Linked DNA regions of Homo sapiens: region 2 is linked to region 1. The links are chromatin loops, found by intact Hi-C in ENCODE. Cell type or tissue: endothelial cell of umbilical vein. All regions are shown on one strand. Links, peaks and the distances in the headings refer to the core of each region. The heading gives the core; the rest is flanking DNA. Region 1 overlaps FGD5 (FYVE, RhoGEF and PH domain containing 5). Region 2 has its middle 19 kb from the start of LINC02011.

What was found. A loop is a pair of places that touch in the nucleus more often than their neighbours do. Peaks named below come from ENCODE experiments on the same cell type or tissue, not always from the same donor. Only the 100,000 strongest peaks of a DNase experiment are listed, where the experiment ranks them.
Region 2: it touches region 1 in a loop (3-fold over the local background); 8 of 110 quality-filtered maps call a loop at or near these places.

What each region holds. Positions count from the first base shown.
Region 1 is chr3:14,874,024-14,879,394 of GRCh38, reverse strand. All of the region lies in intron 2 of FGD5 (FYVE, RhoGEF and PH domain containing 5), which reads right to left. Among named protein-coding and RNA genes, the nearest start is that of FGD5, 58 kb to the right of the region's middle. RefSeq lists an enhancer at 74-575. In endothelial cell of umbilical vein, for the core only: no CTCF peak of the experiment used is centred there; a DNase peak (open chromatin) is centred at 2,214; H3K27ac peaks cover 431 bases.
Region 2 is chr3:14,789,275-14,794,645 of GRCh38, reverse strand. No RefSeq gene overlaps it. Among named protein-coding and RNA genes, the nearest start is that of LINC02011, 19 kb to the left of the region's middle. In endothelial cell of umbilical vein, for the core only: a CTCF peak has its summit at 3,149 (motif pointing left); a DNase peak (open chromatin) is centred at 3,145.

The DNA of each region.
Region 1 (5,371 bases), core at 159-5,158:
CTGGGTGGCCCCAAACCTGCCGGATATCAGACACAACTAGTGGCTGGGATCCAGAGATGCAAAGACACGCTGTGGCGGCCTGATGAAATAGACGGGGGAGGCTGTGAATGTGCAGGCGTGGCTGGCAGCGGTGGCCCATGGCAGAGCAGAGGGCACTCAGCTGGGAACACCTGCCTCCTGGTACAACTCTATACAAATCACTTTCAAGGTCAAGCCTCAGTTTCCTCATATGTGGACAAACTAACCTCTAAATTCCCTTCTGTGCTGAACCTTGTGTGTTACTAAACTTAAGAAGCCACTCGTCAAGTGAGTGATCCACTCTAGTGATGAGAAAATCACTGCTGAGAAAGTCACTGCATAGTGTTGTGGTTAAAAGCATGGGCTCTGAGGCCGGGCACAGTGGCTCACGCCTGTAATCCCAGCACTTTGGGAGGCTAAGGCGGGTGGAACATGAGGTTAAGAGTTCGAGACCAGCCTGGCCAACACAGCGAAACCCTGTCTCTACTAAAAATACAAAAAGATTAGCCGGGCATGGTGGTGGGCGCCTGTGATCCCAGCTACTCGGGAGACTGAGGCAGGAGGCGGAGGTTGTAGTGAGCCGAGATTGCGCCATTGCACTCCAGCCTGGGCGACAGTGTGAGACTCCGTCTCAAAAAAAAAAAAAAAAAAGCATGGGCTTTGGAACTAGGCAGTTTCCTGTCTCTAACTCTTATTTGTTGAACAAGTCATTTAGCTCTCTGTGCCTCAATTTTCTTACCTGTGAAATGGGCACAGTAGGAGAATAGTATCCAGCACACATGCATGTCATAAGGATCAGATGAGTGTCTATATAGAGAATCTCTCACACTTGGAACTGTGCCTGGCACACAGCAAGCACTATGGAATTATTGGCCATCATTATCCTTGTTGTTTTTGTCACTGAGGTGGTGCCAGGAACAAAACCAAGTAACCAGGGATAGAAGAAGAAAAAAAAATTTATAGAATCGAGTAAGGGAAAGGCCTTAACTGCAAAATGAAGGCTGGGCCACTCCTCTGACAGTAGCAGCAGAGACAGTGGAAAGCAAATGGACTCTGGAATCAATCACATCCATTTCAAACCCAGCTCCAGCACTGTTTCATGGTATGACCTCTGGTGAGCCCTTATCTCTGAGCCTCAGTGTTTTCATCTGAGATCTGGTAGAGAATAACCAACCCGGTCTCACACACTGGCTTCTTGAGGATGCCTTCCTGACTCAGGGCCTCTGCATGTGCTGTTCCCTCTTCTTGCAATGCTCTTCCCCAGATCTTTTCATTTGTATTTTCTGGTTCCTTCAGGTCTCTGCTCAAAAGTCACAACCTCAGCACAGTCATCCATGACTGCCTGACCTAAAGAACACCCCAAATCATTTTCCACCCCAGGGTTTCTCCATCTTGGACTGTTGACATTCTGAAGAATAGTTTTTGCTGTAGAAGCTGTTCTTACGTATTACAGGATAACTAATGGCATCCCTGGCTTCTACCCACTGGATGACAATAGGAGCCTCTACTCCCTCAACCCCCACTGTGACAATCAAAAATGTCTTTAGATACTGCCAAATGTCCTAGGGCTTGGGGTGATGCAAGACGTCACCCCTGGTTAAGGGCCCCTGCCCCATCTTTATCCTGCTGTGCTTTTCATCAGAGCAGACACACATCAGAGCAGCCTGGGCTTGCCCCTCTGCACTCAGGCTTCCTCACTCCGGATCCTCAGAACGTGGCCACAATGGCACAAAGACAACTATGCTGGAAGTCAAGATGCCTGGATCCTCCCCCAAACAAGGCCATGGGTGGCTGTGTGACCGTGGGCGAGCCCCTCTCAGATGCCTCTGTTTCCTCATCTGGCAAACAGGTGGGCGTTCCTATCCTGCCAGGATGAGGTCAGATGATGGATGGCAGCCGTCACACCATACCCAAACTTCTGGAGTTGCCATCATTACCACTGTTACAATCTCCAAGCTGTCGAGGACAGGCTTTTGGTAGGGTCCAGACACGGGCCCCTCTGCACGTCCCACCCAGCCCCTCCTGCCAGACGTGCAGATTCTGGGTGGGACGCACGGGGCAGTCCTGCTTCAGTGACTCTGCGATGATGGATGTGTCTTCGCCAGGCGGCCAACGGGGAGGCCTGGCAGGCTGTGTGCCCGAGGCACGCAGAAACTGCTTCTGGGCGTTGCCCAACTGGGCCATTTAATATAGATGTTTGTTTAACCAGGAAATGAACTCCGAGGCTGACGGCAGAGTCCAGGGACAGGCTTCTGGGAACAGGGCTCCTCCCAGGAGCTTGGGGGCTGGGGGTGCCAAGGCCCATGCTATTGCTATGGCATTTCTCAAGCTGAAGCTATGGGTGTTAACATCAGGCCACCTGCCCCTGCCTGAGGCTGTCCCCAGGGCTACTGGCCTCCTCCCTGGTCCCCAGCAAACCAGCTGGTTCAACACTTGGCTATTCTGGGACCCGGGCAGGTCGGGAGGGGTCCAGGGAACCTCAGTGTTAGACAGCGGGTCACACAAAGAGTCAAGAATCCGGGTCCTCTGTCTCCATGCCTTAGTTTTTCCAACTGTAAAACTGGGTGCTCAGCCTCCTTCGAGGACATCAGTTCCCAAAATATAGCCTGAGAACCTCTGAGGTATGTAAAGTCCTACCTTTTCCAACTACATATCTGTATGAGCCTAGATATTATTCATTTAAGTCAACCAAAACAATTCCAACCAACCGAGTGGGGAAGTGGATAGGTGAATCCAGCTACCTTCTGTTCAGCCAGACATTAATATTTGTAAAAATGTAAAAATGTCACTCTTTTGTTTTTTCTTGATTGTTTTAGAAAACAGGGTGGTTTATTTATTTATTTATTTATTTATTTTTTGCATAAAAGTGCTACTTGTATTAACATGTAATGGGTTTGTTATTTTAAAATGCATTAAAAGATGTTTCAAAATTTTCTGATTTACTTTCTAATGTGGTAAACATTGCAGAGATGTGATTCACAGAAACAAAAATTCTTTGGGGCCCTCGATCATTTTTAAGAGGGGAGGTGGGTCTGAGACCAAAAAGTTTTGAGAACCACTGTTTCAGAGGCTGTCACACAAAGACAGCAAAGGGTTGTGGATGGAAAAGCTCTTCATAATCAGTAAAGAGCTACAGGGGAGTGAGGCATTAGCATCGCTTTATTATTACAGAGGCCAGGGAACCCCAGGCCTTTTGGCCTGTCCCTCAGGATGGTCCCCAAGTATGCCCAGGGTCCACACAATCCTTCCCCACCATGTCCTACCTGTGGGAGAGGAAGGAACAACCTCAAGATGCCTATCTCGTCGCCTCCCCTCTCTGCGTACAGGCCTCCTGGGTCCACACCTGCTCGGCCTTTAAGATGGCGCAGCCTGATGTTAACAGCCACCTCTTTCTTTCACTGGTCTCTGCCAGTCCTTTGCCAAGCTCCTCGCCCCCAAAGCCTCTGTGTCTGGCTCGGCACACACCCCCATCAGTTCACACCTGTCCCCCTGCACCTGTGGTCACTGGGCACTCCAATCTGAATGCCCTGTGCTCACCTCCTTGAGACCTCCCTCCTCCTCAGATGTCTCTCAGCAGTGTCTCCCTCCACTCCCTCCAGCCTGGGCCTCACCCACACTCCACACTGCTCTACCTCTGAAGTCCAGGCTTCCCATCCCTCATCTTGGACCCAAGCTCTGACCCTCCCTGTACCCTTGACTGGCCTGTCTCTCATTCACTCTGAGCTCCAGCCTCCTAGCCATTCCCACAGCCTCCTTCTGTCACCTGCACCCTTGAGTGGCTGCAGAGGCTCCCAGCGCTTACAGAAAGGGGCCCCTGTGGCTCAGCTCAGGGCTGTTCCCAGTCCCCTCCACCACTCCTCCATGCCACATGGAGCTCCAGGTGATCCCTTAAGCCCACTCTATTTTTTCCTACCTCTGGGTGTGTTTGGTTCACACAGTTTCCTGTGCCCAGAATCCCCACACAGCCTCAATAAACATCTCTAGGTCACAGGCTACATCTGAGGTGCCCCCGATGCCCCGTATGCGCCAGCCTCTTCAGCCACGCAGCCCCCCTAAAATAACCCACATCCACACACAAGGAAGGGGCCACCTTCCATGGCTGTTTCAAGCCCTGGGGAAATTTTCCTTGTGAGTCTTCCATGTGTTGAGGGTCCCAATGAAGGGGCCAGCTGGAGAATTCTGAAGTCACATCTGGAGACGGGAGAGTGCTCAGAAACCCAGATACATGGGGCACTAGGCTCCAGGAGAACACAGTCTCCAAGTCCCCTGGGGACCACTGGGGCAGGCAGGGAACACAGGTGGGGGTTTCCAGCACAGCCTTCAACAGCTGCTGGAAAACTCAGAGACAGGTACTCAGGGAGAGGTGGCTCACTCTTTATCCCAGCTGTCACCAGGAGCAGGAAGAGGAGGCGGAGGAGAGTGAGTGCCTGCCAGGACAAGCGAGGGGAGAAGGAGGGACGCAACAGTGGCCCCCTGGCTTCCCCAGGACCAGCTGGTCAGTTTCCAGATCATGCTGACTAGTCCAGTTCCTGAAGTTAGGCTGGTGTGACTGTGGGTTTGGCCCAGCTACTTAAAAGACCTTTAATTTTGGAGAGATCTTTGGTTCTGGCTACAGTGTGTAACAAATTTGCAGAAGCAGCATGCTATCTTGGAACACCCTGAATGAGGGATCAGGAGGCCTGATTTCTACTCCTGACTTGGCCTCCAACCTGCTGAATAGCCCTGAGCAAGGAACAAGTGAGAAGCTGCAGTTTTCCTTCCAGTGATCTCCTATATCACTGAAACTTTGTTGAACAGTAGCTTGCCACCTCTCCCTCCCTCCACCCCCGGCAACCACTATTCTACTCCTTGCTTCTGTGAATTAGGCTATTTTATTTTTTAGAGACTTAGGGATCTCATTCTGTCACCCAGGCTGGAATGCAATGGCACCTGGGCTCAAGTGATCCTTCAGCCTCAGCCTCCTGAGTAGCTGGGACCACAGGCATGCACGCCATCACACCCAGCTAATTTTTTTATTTTTTGTAGAGACGAGGTCTCATTATGTTGCCCAGGCTGGTCTCCAACTCCTGGCCTCAAGTGAACCTCCTGCCTTGGCCTCCCGAAGTGCTGGGAACACAGGCATGAGCCACCATGCCTGGCCCTATATTTTAGACACCTCATGTAAGTGCACTCATGCAGTATTTGTCCATCGGTGACTGGCTTATTTCATTCAGCATCAAGCCCTCCAAGTTCATTCACATCGTTGCAAATGGCAGAATTCCCTTCCTTTTTATGGCTGAATAATATTCCATTGTATACACAGACCACATTTTCCTTATCCACTCACCGAAGGATGGGCATTAAGAGTGTAGGT
Region 2 (5,371 bases), core at 233-5,232, 85 kb after region 1:
ATTCATGACATCAGAGGTTGATGAGTTCAGTGGGAGGTAACAGTGGGATACAGCTGCTAAAACAGCTGAAAAGGGACCTTCGCATGCCTTCATGGAGATAGAGGGTTTACAATGTCCTTCCCACCTCTGTGAAAGGGGCTCACTCTGGAGCCCTAGAGAAGGGTGAGAGGGCTGGAGCCCCCTTCCTGTGAGGAGTTGGCCCTGCTCAATTTGGAACAGAGCAAGACTATCCCTGCCTAGGGGGGAGCAGATGAACCTCTGTGCCCAGAGGGCAGAGTGGGGTCCACGAGACATCCCAGGGAGGTGGGTCCCAGCTGAGAGTGAGGAGGAACTTTTTCCTTAACTACCTATTTCCAGAATTGCATCCCAAGTGCCTCCTACCCCTTTTCTTGCTTTATCTTCTCCCTCACAGTGTTTGCAATTTCTAGCATACCATACATTTTATTAATTTTTTGTACTGTGTCCCTTTACTAAAGTGTCAGCCCCATGAGGACGGGAGCGTTTGTTTTGTTCACTGCTGTGTCCCTTCCACAACCATTGTTATTGTTTCTCCCACTCAGAGCTGTGCAGAAATGGGATGAGCTGCTGAATAGGTGGTGAGTGCCCCATCAGGAGAGGCGAGCAAGCAGAATCTGCCTGGCCACTTAGCAGGCATTCTGTGCAGGGGGATCCCAGTCTTCATCTGCAGTTTTCCTACCTAGGTGAGGTCCGGAAGGGCCTTTGGGTCAACAGGAGACCCCCCTGGGCCTCCCAGGGTGGCGAGGGGCCTGGGAGTCAGCCATCTGGAGCACCAGAGCTCTCCAACTGGGTCAGCTTCTGTTTATGTTCTTGTCCTGGCCCATCCTGCACCCCGGCCCCACCCTTGGTGAGCTTCAGTCCAGCCTCAACTCTCCTCCCAGCATGAGGCCCTTGTGTTTTGGAAAATCAACCGGCATCACACCAGACTGAAAATATCTCAAAATATCGCTTGCGACTTCCTCCTGCTCCCCGAGGCCCCGCCTGGGCGGGCAGCAACCTTTCCCTTGCTGTTGATTTTCAAGAAAGGCTCTTCCATCACTGGGATGCAGGGAATTTCCAGTATTTTTCTTCCTCTGGCCCTTTTTTTTTTTTTTTTTTTTTGGCCTTCAGAGGCCCACATTGTGTTGTCCTGACGCAGCTCCAGGCAATGTTTTGCCCCAAAGGCCTGGGCTGGGTCAGCGAGGTTTGGACCAGCAGCCCTGGCTCCTTGGGCGCAGGAACAATACCTCCATAATTCACTGAAAGCTCCCCTCGGATGACTTTTTCCTGTTGCTGATTGTCTCCAAGTTCCAGACCTGCACAAACTGCTTTTTCCCCGCAGCTAAATTTAAAAGGGCCAGACCCTGGAAACAGTGCACTAGGCTGCCTTCACCGTGGGGGCAAAGGTGGCGGAGGCTGGATGGAAGTAGAGCCCTGAAGCCACCGCTTCCCTGCCAGCCCTGACACACATACACAGGTGGCTGCAGGACTGTCTTCATTTTAATTCCTCAAACTGCCCTTAGAGCTCCTTGGGCCACAGCCACAGATTGTGGACTTCAGAAAAGTTACTAGATCTGTAGAGGTCAGAGGGGCTACAGCCGAGAAGACTTAAGGAGTCACATGTGCTGTCCCAGAGCTGGGGAACAGGCAGGTCTGGAGGTCCACAGGGTGATGCCAGATCCCACTGCGGGGTGGATTCAAAGGGCAGGAGGAGATTCCGCTCAGGCAGGGCAGAGCAGGGAGAGCACAGGCATCCAGGGGAACAGCTGAGCCCCTGGTCGCTGGAGGGTGCAGACACAGGTGGCATGCCTACCCACCGGGGAAGTGGTCAAGGGCTGACAGTGCCAGGTGAGGGTCAGGTGCCAAGAGGGCCCTTCCCGGTTCTTGCATTTGTGGCCACCCCGGGCCGGCAAGGAGGGGCTGCGCCAGCCATCTCAGAGGTTCCAGCAGCCTTGCCCCTCTGCCCACATTGGCCTAGCCTGTGGCTTTTGACAAGTGTAGAGTGAAATCCTCTGGGCTTGACTTCTAGCTTTGCCACTGACTTGCTGTGTGACCTTCCAAAAGCCTTTTGCTTCTCTCTGCCTCAATGTCCCCATCTTCAAAGTGGGAATAAGAAGAAGCACTTACATCTTAGGGCTCTTATGAGGTGTAAGCAAGTTAATACTTATAAAGTGTTTATATATATATATATTTATTTATTATTTTTTTGAGACAGAGTCTTGCTCTGTCGCCCAGGCTGGAGTTCAGTGGCATGATCTCACCTCACTGCAACCTCCGCCTCCTGGGTTCAAGTGATTCTCCTGCCTCAGCCTCCTGAGTAGCTGGGATTACAGGCGTGGGCCACCATGTCCCGCTAATTTTTGTATTTTTAGTAGAGTCGGGGTTTCACCATGTTGGCCAGGCTGGTCTCAAACTCCTGACCTTAGGTGATCCACCCACCTCAGCCTCCCAAAGTGCTGGGATTACAGACATGAGCCACTCACTGAGCCCAGCCCTATAAAGTGTTTAGAGCAGTGTCTGGCACCGAGTAAATAGGATTTAGAATTATTATCATTATTATTGAAGGACTCCAAGGAGGGCTTTCCCTCTTCATATGTCAGAAATGGAGGCTTTTTATGTTACACATTGCCTTTTCTGGGGTAAAATTTAAGCCTCCCCCGGAAGGAGGAATAAATCCCCAAGGTCTGGGGACCTGGCTTGCTCCCTAATAGGCTGGGCCTGTGGCAGGGACAGCCACTGGACACATGGTTGAGTCACACGTTTGGGAAGGGGCACAGCCCCGAGGCCCCCTTCCCTCCATTCATCCCCTGCTCCTCCAGCCCACCCCTTCCCAGGCACTCGCATGGAGCGTGGGAGCTCAGCCTACCTGGCATCCCTGTCATCTTATCATCCTGGGTCAGCCACCGGTTTGCCAGGTGACCTCAGCCGGTCTCGTCATCTCTGTTTCCTCACATTCCAAGGCTGCTGAGAGGGACAGAGGACATGGTGCACAGAGCTGGGGGTCGTGCCATGGAAAGTCCCAGGGGACAGAGGGCACAACTTGCTGCTGTTCCTAAGCCCGAGTACCTGGGTGCAAGGTGAGAAGGCAGGGAGTGCATCCAAACCCTGCAAGCGGGACGGGTCTGGCCAGTGCAGAGACGCCCCCCAGTGGACTGGAGGTGACAGGAGCACTGACCGCATGTAAAAAAAGAGTCCTCAGAACCTGGCTAAGGATGGAACAAAGGCTGAATCCCCCGACTCGTTCCCACATCCCAGAGGACAAGGGAGAGGGGAGCAAAATATCACAGAGAGTGGGAACAGACACAGCAAGCACCCTGAAATGAAAGGAGCACACCAGCCAAACCTCAACACCCCTGGAAACGTGTTTATTCAGGGCCATTTCCCACATGCCAGAGATATATACATCATCTTAAGGATGTTTGCCACGTCTTATTTGTTGAATATCTTTCACTAAATCCATCCACATTTTCAACTTAGGTGTATTTAAAAAGGAAACTTCCAATTACTGCCTTGCTTTGCCATAAATATAAGGTCACTGTAAAATGGACAGACCGGGCATAAAGCTACATTGTTAAATTCTAGCCAAATACTGTTGCCTACCCGAGGCTGTGAGCTTGAGACCTGCTCTGCCTTAGTTAAAAGGGGAAAATGGACCAGTTTGGGCAACATGGTGAGACCCTGCCCTGTCTCCACCAAAAAAAAAAAAGAAAGTTATCTGGGCATGGTGGCACACTTGTGGTTTCAGCTACTCGGGAGGTTGAGGTGGGAGGATTGCTTGAGCCTGGGAGTTTGAGGCTGCAGTGAGCTATGACTGTGCCACTGCACTCCAGCCTGGACAAGAAAGCAAGACTCTGTCTCAAAAACAAACAAAAAACCAAATACAAAAACAAAAACCCAAAAAGGGAAACTGGCAAGCATCAAAGAGCTGTTCAAGTCGGGGTGGCAGCCACCTGAGACTCCTTGATGGCATGGGAGGATGGGAACAGATGGGAAGGAATATCTTTCTCACTCTGTTCCTTTGTGCTTCCACCTAAAATAAAGCAGTTTATGCTTGAAAATACTAACAAGGTAAGGCCGGGTGCAGTGGCAAACGCCTGTAATTCCAGCACTTTGGGAGGCCAAGGCAGTAGGATCACTTGAGGTCAGGAGTTCGAAACCAGCCTGACCAACATGGTGAAACCCTGTCTCTAGTAAAAATAAAAAAATTATCTGGGCATGGTGGCACATGCCTGTAATCCCAGTTACTCGGGAGGCTGAGGCACGAGAATTGCTTGAACCCGTGAGGCAGACGCTACACTGAGCCAAGATTGTGCCACCATACTCCAGCCTGGGCGACAGAAAGAGACTCTGTCACAAACAAACAAACAAAAGAAAATACGAGGTGAGCATTCCTGCCATCCCTTGAGAGTCCCCTCCTGACTATCTCCACATGCCCCAGGCCAGCCTGTGGAAGAGTCCTGGATCTCAGACTGGGGCATACTAGGATGTGGCCCACAGCCCAGCTCTCAGGGGTGTAGGTCATTTCCATTACCTCCTTTATAGCGTACAGCCCCTCCAGGATGTTCTCCTTCCCCAGCAATCTCTTCCCTGAGCCGAGGTCCTGTCCCTGCCTCTTGCACCTGCAAAAGTGACAGGTTGGATGGGGACCTGCAGAAGGTGGCAGCAGCCCTCTCCGCCAGGCCATGCTGAGTGCGCAGCTCTAATGAGCACAAATAGAACCCAGTCCCCAGTCCTCCTCCCGAGCCTGCTGCTTTACAGTCTCTCCCACTCAGGAGAAGCAGCCCTATCTTTACAAAACACTGACGTCATTCCTGCCTCCTCTCTTTCTCTCTTGCCCCAAATCTGATCTGTTAGGACACCCTATTGCCTTGATCTTCAAGACACAGCCACACTCTCCCTGCCTCCGTCTTGCCCCCAGACAGACAGTTCTTTCGGGCAGTCAGAAGGACTCTGCTGAAAGCAGGAGGTCCCTCTTCTGTTCGGCCCCCTCCATGGCTCCCACCTCAATCCAGGAAAAACCCAAAGTCCTTCCAGTGCTCCCCACACACTATTCTGTGTGATGCTATAGTGGTGGACATGCCATACATTTGTCCAAACCCCTAGAATGTGCAACAGCAAAAGTGAGCCTTTATGTAGACTGTGGTCTTTGGGTGGTAATCGTGTCAGTGTAGATCCATTGATTGTAACAACTGCACCACTCTAGTGGGGAGGCTGACGGTGGGGGAGGCTGTGTTGGGGGCGGTGCCGGGGTACCTGGGAACTGTCTGTAGCTTATGCTCAATTTTGCTGTGAATCTACAGCCACTCCCAAAAATAAAGTCTAGTTTCATTTTCAAAATGGAGAGAATGAGAGTCCCTTCCACTTGGAGCTCATG